Linked DNA regions of Homo sapiens: region 1 is linked to region 2. A link is a loop called in an ENCODE intact Hi-C map of the cell type or tissue named here. Cell type or tissue: gastrocnemius medialis. All regions are shown on one strand. Each heading gives the region's core, and the rest is flanking DNA. Links, peaks and the distances in the headings are about the cores only. Region 1 overlaps EPM2A-DT (EPM2A divergent transcript). Region 2 overlaps SHPRH (SNF2 histone linker PHD RING helicase).

What was found. Peaks named below come from ENCODE experiments on the same cell type or tissue, not always from the same donor. Only the 100,000 strongest peaks of a DNase experiment are listed, where the experiment ranks them.
Region 1: it touches region 2 in a loop (2.4-fold over the local background); 1 of 110 quality-filtered maps calls a loop at or near these places.

What each region holds. Positions count from the first base shown.
Region 1 is chr6:145,834,071-145,839,460 of GRCh38, reverse strand. The region is part of intron 2 of EPM2A-DT (EPM2A divergent transcript); the gene reads right to left. Among named protein-coding and RNA genes, the nearest start is that of FBXO30, 22 kb to the right of the region's middle. In gastrocnemius medialis, for the core only: no CTCF peak of the experiment used is centred there; a DNase peak (open chromatin) is centred at 3,090; H3K27ac peaks cover 893 bases.
Region 2 is chr6:145,902,764-145,908,153 of GRCh38, reverse strand. The region is part of intron 25 of SHPRH (SNF2 histone linker PHD RING helicase); the gene reads left to right. Among named protein-coding and RNA genes, the nearest start is that of SHPRH, 59 kb to the left of the region's middle. In gastrocnemius medialis, for the core only: no CTCF peak of the experiment used is centred there; a DNase peak (open chromatin) is centred at 3,083; H3K27ac peaks cover 4,087 bases.

The sequences.
Region 1 (5,390 bases), core at 201-5,200, 69 kb after region 2:
GAGCTTTCACTCAGGTTTCCTCATCAGTTTTGGAAGACATCACTTTTCTAGTAAAATAGTCATACCAATTCCTTCCTTTAACTGACATATATAATGATAAGATGTAGATAAATAATGTAGGTGAAGATTCCATTGACTAATTCAAACTTGCTGCTTCTGACTTAAAAGAATGTGTGGTTTATTTATCTCAGAAATTGTCAAGAAACAGCCTCTGGAATTTGGAAATATAAGATAGTTTTCTTAAACATTACTTTAAAAAGATATGTATATATGTTTCACCTCTAGAATGTACTTTCTATTTTTATATAAGAATAGTTCATCAGTGCTTGGCAGCATCAGTGTATGTAACCCGAAGGGCAGTCTTAGAATGGGATGGTGACCAGACAGCAACTGACCCAAGTGGTTCTCTAGGGGCCAAATATTTAAAACTCAAAGATTGCTGGGATGGCATATAGTTGAACAATGGCACAGAATATTTTAAGTAGCAACATAAAACCTACTGTTCCAGAAAAGCTTCCTGGCTTTCATTTTCCTATTAGAGATATTTCCAGATATATCAAAACATCTGCAAAGTTAACTTGATTCTTCTAGGCATTATCTCCCTTTAAGTGCAGGACTCTATTATCCTGAGACTACACATTCTTTACAAAAGGCATGAATCTGATTTCTGGAAATGAGAACAAAATACCATTGTAATGAATAATTTCTATTTACACTTTATTATTGGTGGCAAATGATTAAGCATTTCAACTTGCTATGCTGAGGATATGTTTATTCCTTTAACATACTGTGTAAACCATGTACTAGGTTTGTAGGGTACGCTGAAGATTCTGAGAAGAGTAAGACACAGCTTCTAACCTTAAGCAGGTCTTGTTCTAGTTGGAGATGCAGGTGGTGTTGTGGGTTAAGTGTTTTTCCCCATCCAAAATTCATGTTGTAACTTGATCTTCAATGCAACAGTATTAAGAGTTGAGACCTTTAGGAGGTCCCTGAGTCATGAGGGCTCTGCCCTCCTTCATGGAATTTGGTTCTCTTTTAAAAGGGCTTGACAGAGGAAATTTGCCCTTTTCCCTCCTTTAGTCCCTTCCCTGATATGAGAACACAGCACTCCTCCCCTTTGGAGTACATGACAGTGAAGTGCCATCTTGGAGGCAAACAGCAGCCCTCACTAGACAGCAATCCTGCCAGAGCCATGATCTTGGACTTCTTAGCCTCCATAACTATTTTTTTAAAAAAGTATCTGTTCTTTCCAATTACCCAGTCTGTGGTATTTTGCTACAAGAACGCAAATGGACAAAGATGGTGGGTAAACAAGTGTAGGTGTCATAAAAACCAAGACACAAAGGGGGGTCAAGTCTTCCTCAGAGAGTAGGTTAATGACAGTCCAAATCATTAAGAAAGATATAAATTCTCCCAGTGTCTACTGCATGTCTAGCAGTAGATATAGCCTTCCCTGAGTCTGATGTTGCCCTTAGCTGTGAACACTTTGACTCAAGTTGAAGAAGTTTTTACCTTGTGGTTTTCCTTCATAGCTGGCAGGCAATGGGCTACATGGACTATGGAGTCTGAAAGACAGGGTGCCTCTCACAAAGCCTGACCAGAAGGGAGAATAGGAGGCAGCCAATGTAGAACTGGTGCCTGAAGGGTGATCTGTAGGGAGCCGGAGCACTTTGTCCAACAACTATCAAATACAAGACCTACCACCCTCACACTCTTGGCTCAGTCATTCTTCATCTGAGGGTTGCTAAAATAGTGTAGGCCTTTATTGCATTTATTATTTATACACTGATGCCTACTCCCAAGAATAATGTAAGCTTACTTGAAGTCACACATACAACATAACCAATGAAAGAATACAATAATGTTTTTAAATAATTAAGGAGGTAATAAGTAGGTAGTTTAATCTAGTTTTATGCAACTGAGCATTAAATTTAGCTCTATTTTTACTGATAGTCAAAGGGAAAAAGAAAGAAGATGAGGGAGAACAGGATGAGTTCACATGCTTTTATCAACATAAAAAGAAAACGAGCAATTTAGAAACGTCTTTATTCTTCTAGGACAAAATTCTAAGAGGGAGTATAGTGTAAGGATATTTCTGTAAAGAGGATTAGGTAATTAATAATAGTACAAAGGATGAAGATACATAAATACAGCTTGTGGGTGTTGGGGAGGGTATGAATTCTGAATAAAAGCTGAAGGCAAATTGTTAAAGTTTTTGAAAGGTCTTTCTATAGTGAGCCAATAAAGTGACAATAACTCCCACTATTATATGTTGATGCCGTATTAGGGCTTTACATATTTTTTCCCTAACAATGTTGGGAGGTACATATTACTGTTCTTCTAGAAGTTTCCTAGGGGAACTGTGAGAGATTGAGGATCTTGGTCATGTAAAGCTAAGACATGAATCTGGATCTTCATGGTCTAAAGTCACATTCTTTCCATTCTACTCATCCAGACATGTAGATTTCTATTGATTTGGTATGGAGATAGAGTAAAACAATGTGGAAAATGCTAGTTATCATGTTCCCGTATCTCCAGAAACCACTGTCCAAGTCCAACTTTTGACACAATCAAGAGAGCAAAACACTTGAGTTTGAGTTAACTGAAAAATGCTTGCAATATTAGTATTTTCCAAAACAAACTTCAGATGTTTTATATACCATATCATTAAGAGGAAAAACTGGTTTTCTTTCAAATGAAAATTAGAGCCAGATACAGACTTCCCAAGTTGACGAGTAAATTATATCCTTGCACAAAAGTAGACTGGGGCTGATGAGGATTAGGGCCAAAATTTTTCACAATAAAGCTTGAAAGCAGCATCTATCATTAAGGACTCCTGCTTGAAAGTGATAGAAACTCAATTTGAACCCATATTGAGAAAGAGGAATTTGTTATCTCCCAAAATCTAAAGAAGCAGTGAATATCCAAACCATGTGAAAGAAAGCACTGAGTTGGGTCTCAGGAACTGAATGTGTCAGGAACTTGAATGATGCCAGGTTTCTCTTTCATTTACTTTCTCTCTCTCACTTACATTCTTTCTCTCTCTCTTCCCCGCCTCCCCTCTGTGCCAACTTTGTCTCACACTGAGTCAGTCTTTCTCTTCATGGCAGGAAATATGATCACTGACAGTTCCTAAGTTTTACATCTCAATTCCATCACAGGACAAGATTGCCTAACACACACCACACCAACTCCCCAACAAACAACAAAAACAACCCAAGGAATGCCCGTGATTTGAATGGCTTGGTTTGGTTACCCATCCTTAGAGTCCTCAACATTTCTAGGAGGCAGAGTTGCAGTGGAAGGAGGAGTAGTTTCCAGAAGAATGAGTTGCTTTTTTTTCAGAAGGAGGCAGGGGTGGTTAGTAGACAAATAATAAATATTCTTCCCAAGATTGTCTTGTCTCAGTGGCTTTTAAAAGTGCAGACTAACAACTGTCAGATTCTTCTATACAATAGAATATGTTTTGTTTAATTGATGGATTAAACTTTATTTATCAATACTTTATCTTATTTCAAAAGAGATTTAAGATCTTGGGCAACATAAAATATAGCAATAAGCTACAAATAAAATATGCCAATAAATCATAAACTACAAATTCTATGAGAATAAATAAGGAAAAACAAACATGGGGGCAAAAACTAGAAGTGGAAATGAGTTAAATGAAAGATGCAATCATACTGTCGTTTTGAGCCATAAATTTTTCTCTGTGACAGTGAATCAGAAAAGGGAAATCTGATTGGTGACCCAATTCATAATATCCGTAAAATAAAAACAAATCCATTTCTCAAGATAAGCCTGCCTTATCTTCCTCACATTAGCACCAGAAAAGAAATGTTGAGGTAGTTTATAGAGAGTGAGATATGTAATAACATGAGTTCCATAGGAGGCTGCAAAGAGAAATTATCAGTGCAAGTCCAGAGCATCACACCAAATAGAATTCAGGAACAACAATTCACTAGGGGGCCAAAAAATATCTTCTGGAGTTACATGTTTCAGCTTTTAAGAGATTTAATTCAATGAAAGATTTTATTCATGTATTCAATCAACAATTTTTGTGGGGTACCTACTACTTGACAAAGTAGAAAAAAGATGAAATAATAGGTAAAATGTGTATTTTCCCAAAGGCATCCATAGACATTGTTTCCCACGGTTGAGTTTTTAACAGATACTTGAGTGACAAGGAATTCAACAGTATATTCTCTAGGAAGTAGCTAGGAATTCTTCTATGTTACCAATTAAGCACACAATTATATAGCTTCCTGCAGGGAAGAGCTAGTGTTGCAATAAATAACTCGTGAAAAATAAAAACACTTAAAGACATTTTCTGAAGCCATCCCCCTTCCTCTTGGAGGTGAGTGAGGACATTTCAATAGGCAGAACCAAGATCATCCTTAGAAAAATAAATTGTCATAATGTCCCAGATTTCATTTGGGGAGAGACAAGAAATAATGTAACCAATTTTCTGTTAAACGTCCTACACTGTGATTGTATCATGCATGCATATAAAAGTACTTATGAGAAATGTATGGTGCCTGTAGAATAGTTCTTTTTTGAGCAGCCTGTATCTGGATGGGCCTGCCTGGATAAGGTAGCCATGAAAGAATTATCCCAGAGAACTTACCACGTTGCTAATGTTAAATAATTTACTCATCACAGTGGGGTTATAAAGCATCGACTGGACACCAAATGACAGTTTGGGTTGGGGTATCATTGGTAATCATCAGGGAATATTATTATACATTATATTTCATTATATAATATTATTAAGTAATAATTATAATTACTATTAAATAGTACTATATATTATTATTTTACTGTCACTAGTTAGTAGATTAAGCTATTAGCCACCTGTCATTCCCATAAGAATGTGTCCTTTACTGTTTGCTATGACAAGAAAACATGCATTTTATCAATACAATCATTGTGACAATTTACTAATTGCAATTAGGAGTGGAAATTAATCTATCAGCTCCTACCCACTCTATGTTTGCAAGTAGCTTTGTGATAAAGTCTCTGAATCCACATTGAAAGCCTGCTATTTATATTGAAATCATAAACTTGGCCCATGCATCCTTATTAAATCAATAGATTACAATAGATCAGAAATGATGCAAAAATTCAGAACTTGTTTCTAACATCTTTTTTTGTCATTTATGTGAAAGAGAATATAGCAGTGAAACAGTAAACCAGTTTTACCTCGTACTTTCTTATTCCTCGTAAAGGAATAGTCATAGCCTGGCAAATAGTAATCACTCAGTAAATGTGTGTTGAATGAACTACACTGAGCAGATCACTCTTAAATAGGAAGTCAAAGGATTTTAGTCTTGTAAATGGATAAACTCCATTTTGAGCCAATGCTGAAGAAATAGAGGTGAGTTAATAAAGAT
Region 2 (5,390 bases), core at 168-5,167:
GATAAAGAAAATATAGTACATATGCACCATGTAATACTATGCATCCATAAAAAGGAATGAGATCATGTCCTTTGCAGGGACATGGATGAAGCTGGAAGCCATCATCCTCAGCAAACTAACACAGGAACAAAAAACCACCACATGTTCTCACTCGTAAGTGGGAGTTGAACACTGAGAACACATGGACACAAAGAAGGGAACAACACACACACCAGGGCTTGTTGGGGCAGGGGAGTAAGGAGAGGGAACTAAGAGGGCAGATAAATAGGTGCAGCAAACTACCATGGCACATGGATACCTGTGTAACAAGCCTGCATATTCTGTACATGTATCCTGTTTTTTTGTTTTGTTTTGTTTTGTTTTGTTTTTTAAGGAGAAAAAGGAAAAAAAGTCTCTGAGGGAATGACAGTTAAGCAGGTATCTAAAGGATGAATGATGAATTAGTCAGCCTGAGGAGAGAATAGGTTGGCTCCCAGACAGAGAAAAAGAAAACCAGAAGAGAGCCAGTGCATGGAAAAGCCTAAGACAAGGACTCAAATGGATCTGAGTGGCTGAAGTGTAGAAAGCAAGGAGAAAGCAGTTGAATAAGCCTGGAGACCTAACTAGGGGACCAGATGTTGAAGGGCCACCTGAACATTTGAGAATTTTATTTTTATTTAAGGAGAAAGCCATTAAATATTATAAGCAGGGATGTATCATGATCAAATTTGGATTTCAAAAAGATCTCTCTTGTGTGGAAAACAGATGATGAGGAACAGAATAGAGCAGAAGAAATTTGGAGAGAGCAGCTTAGGAGGCTACAGCAGGAGTAATGGTGGCTTTGATTTGGCTGATGGCGGTAGAAATGGAGAGAAGTGGGTATATTCTAGACATGTTTAGAATAAAGTTAGAGAATGTTGGCAGCATTAGTGAAGGAAATTTCATAGATCACCCCTGGTTTCTGATGTGAATAAGCAGGTGGGTAATGGTATAGCTAATGATACAAGATATTTGGAAGAGGAATACATTTAGACATATCATATTTAAGGTGCCTAAGACATCCAAGTAGAACTATCCAGAAAAGTGTTGATATGTGGAGCTGGAGATACAAAATTCGGAGTCACTAATAGAAAAGTTTGCTTCAGATTGAGTCCTATGAAGTCCATAACTTTAAAAGATTGAATCAAGTTGGGAGGGCTGGAAAATGAGAAGGAGCAACTAGGGACAGGCAATCCAGGCAGGTACGCTGGCAACAAAGACCACAGGGAAGCTCTGCTTCGGTGAGGAGACAGTAGTGCTGAAGGTGGATCAACTACAATGTGGACTAATTTGTCTAATGAGGTCACTGATGACTTTAGAAGGAGCTCTTTTAATACAAATGTAGAGGCAGAAAGCAGATTGGGAGGGATTGCGGGATGAGCAGGAAGTCAACAAGTAGAAAAAATGCCCAACTGTTTCATAAACTTAACTGTGAGATAGAATCAGAATTGTAACCAGAACCTATGAAAACAGAAAGACATCACTTTTTTGTTGTTGTTCTGTTTAAGACAAAAGATTCTTGAGCATGTTTAGTCTCCAGTGAAAAAAGGATAGACTGAAGATATAGGAGAAAGGATAATTTGTAATACAAGTTTCTTGAAAAGAAGGAGAATGTTGATGTATAGAAAGTAGAGTTTCATTGAAGTCAAATAACAGGTATAAATTGGGCTATTGAGCACAAAAGATATAAGCATAGGTGTTCTTATCTGAGAATGGGAGATCATAGTCATTCCAGAGAGGACAGGCCTGCCAGATGTGACTGTAGAAGTAGGTGACTCAAGTGAGGTGGAGAAGAAAAGATGCTAGAAGATGAAACAGTGAGACCTGAATTTTGGATGAGCTGTCCAAGCAGACAGTATGTAATATCTAGAGTTGAGGTATAGAGTAAATTAGGCACCAAAGTTCTTTAGTGAATGTAGGGTAGGGTTCAATAAATTATAGCAAAGGGTAGAGTTGGGATAACTGGGCTTCAGGGGGCTCAAAAAATGGAAGTTGTTACACAAATGAGAACTAATGCTCTGAAACCTGCATTTGTGGACCAGCACTCAAATGCAACAGTCAAATCCTTCACTCAAAAGGGCTGCTGAGAGACCAGTATGCTTAGAAGATAGCCAGGTTCTAATTAAAGCAGGGAAGTGAAGAGCAGTATTTCTACAAGAGGTAGAAAATATGAAACAATTTGTTTCATAAAATACGGGTTCCAGGGGGCGCCAGTGAAAGGTCCAGGAGTGAAAGGAGAAAAATTAGAGGGTAAACAAGCAGGAAGGAAGTGCAGGACAGTATGGGAATAACAGAACAGGCAAGGATACGTGATGAGAGCATCATGACCTAAGGATCATCTAGTCCTGTTCCCTCTCTGTGAATCCCCTGAATACATTTTACAGTCAGCCCTGTGTATCTGTGGATATAGCCAACCATAGATCAAAAATACTTGGAAAAAGAAAAATTCCATGAAGTTCTAAAGAGCAGAACTTGAATTTGCAGCATGCTGAGTTTACATTGAATCCACGCAAATGCAATGATGTGTAGGGATTATATGAGGTAATCTAGAGATGATTTAAAGTATACAGGAGGATGTGTGTATGTTATATGCAAATATGACATCATTTTATATAAGGGCCTTGAGCATCCTGGGATTTTGGTATCCACAGGGGTTTTGGAAGCAGTCAGTCCCTCACAGATACTGAGGGAGGACTATATTTTTAAAGCAAATACCAAAGAGTTATTGAAGGAAGAAGTAGGTGACTTATGGTGCAGCCCTGAGGCATTTGACAGTTATTCTTTATCCTGCCTGCACTTAGGAGCTATGCTGCTTCCCAGTCCCTCTCTCCCTTTCTTCCCACTCCTATAGTTTCTCCTTTCCTTTCCATAAAGATAGTCTTTCTTAGCCCTTCCTTTTTTCTCTTCTTTCTCTTCCTCTGGCCACAGCATCTCAAGGGCCACAGATGGCCTTTGTGGCTAAGAAGAGGTGGCTCACCCTTAGGTGACAGCATGCATCACAGTACAAGGAACTGGCATAAGAAAGAACTGCTGTGTCAGGTTTTGCGCAGAGAGGTTAAGGAAGTGATTGCTCTAGCTACTGGTAAACAGCACAGCCTCTACGAAACTGAGTCATTGAGCCCATCAAATCCAAACACCTGTTCATTTTATGGCAGCTTTCCTAGACACCCAGGATAGAGATTGGCACAGTTACATGTGCTGTGCTGTTGGAGCAGGGATATCGGTATATAAATACTGTTTATTGTGCTCTCACTTCTCGCTGTCTTTCATGAGTATTGATTAACACGTGAATTAACTGAAGCATCTTTTAAAAAAAATTAAGTTTATAGAATTTACTAAAGATAATTTCCCTTTTTATCATAGATGCACATGTAATTACATTTCCTTTTCTTAAACATAAGACTATTGTACCATTGTGCGGGCAAATTTTATCCCTCCTCGACGTTGTCACACTGCTTCACGCCATGTTTAGGTTGGCTCTTCACTGCTTTTTCTGTTACCATTTGTGTCTGCCACATTTGCCTTGTGCTTCCTGTCTCTTCTTCTGACTTCTGTCACATTTCTGGCCTGCTGTCTGTCACTTCCTCCTTGAAACATCAGCTTATTGTATTCTGAGACTTCACCCCTCTCTTGTGACTCTTTGAAACTTCCACATAAATGATCATATTGCCTATTTTGGATTAGTATGTAAATAAAGATGGCTTTGTGTAAATAATTAAGGCATTATTTTCAAATTTTAGAAACTACTAGTTCCAATTATTTCTAAACCTAGTTTTTTTCTTTATATTACTGTTGATTATCAAATCGTTGTTCTTTAACAAGCAATACTGACAAGTAATTTTTTATTTAATTGAAATGTTTATATTATCTGAAATATAAAATTTATTTCTGAAATGATTATTTCACTGTATTTATGTCAAGATTCTCAGACATAGCAAACCATATATCGTACAGAATGCTTAATCATATAGCTTTTTTGTGGATAAAAGATATTTGGAAAGCATAAAACTATTATTTATTAGTAGTAGACATTTTTAAGTAGTATTTCTTGGAAATAAGAGATTTTACAATGTAAGGAATGCTGTTGATTGACCATAGATATAAAATGAATACTGGGATCACAAATGTCCTGTTCGGTGGATGCACTTAAGTTGAAGACCATTTCTTCCCTAGCAACAGTGTGATGGTATTCCTAAATGACCTTTGGAACCTACTGGGCATCTCACAAAGTAAACAAAATTCCCCTTGCAAGTTCTGACAACTGCCAGGCATTTTGGATGGTGAAGTAGGCCTCCTGGCAGAACATATGGCCCACATGTCTTGTTCCCTGTGTCTTACATTTGGCTAGGTTTTATACAAAGCATTTTGCCAGTGGAAACCCTGACCCTATATACTGGTCAAGAGTCTTAGATAATAAGAAATTTCTGTCCGGGAGAAAATAGATACAGCCACTACATAGATATAGTGACAGCAATACAGTACCCTTCCCACCCACCACATGCTACACAATTGCTTTTTTTGTCAAACTTTTAAGTATGTGACCATCAACTGGCCTGCTTTTTAAAATAAATATTTTTGTTCAGGCTCTGTCTCCATAAACTTTGACTCATTAGACCTGGGATGTGGTCCAGAAATCTGCATTTTTAGCAAGCATATCTCTTGATAATAGAGATATCTTATACAGCCTTTTTGTAGAGAAAAAAACTCTGTATCTCTACATTCCAACTCACAGAGAAGCCTAGCCATACTATGTGTAGAATTCTACATGTGGAATTCTATTCTGTTTTTTTTTTATTTGAATTTTTGTTCATTTAATTTAAAGATCATTTGTGACATCTGTCTCACACTTTTAAAATATAATTAAAATAAACATCTGAGTGAAAAAAACTGATTATGAAATTCTGAGTTTAAAATAGGAATAAAATAATTTGGTAAATATAATCCAGAAGTGATTATATTTAAATATATTTATCTAAATATTCTTATATAAGTTTTATATAACATGAACATTAACTGGTAAATTTGGAATGCAGTTGTATATTTTTTGTTAAAATATGTCATGACTAAATATAATTGCAAAAAAAATACCATTTCTATTTCTGTTCACCGGCCAAGTTAATACTTGTAATTCTGAACTGTTAGCCTCATGTTAAAGTTAGCCATAGCTTGCAGTAAATTGAACACACAGTAGAGACTTCTAAGATATAAACTAAAACTTATCTTTATGAAAAAATCATTTGTTGAGTGTAAACTCCATTAAAAGGTAGAGGACTTGTTCATGAGGTAGGGATGTTGTTTTATTCACTATTTTGTATGAGGCATTTGGAACAATACCTGGCATATAATAGGCACTCAGTAAGTATTTGAATGCA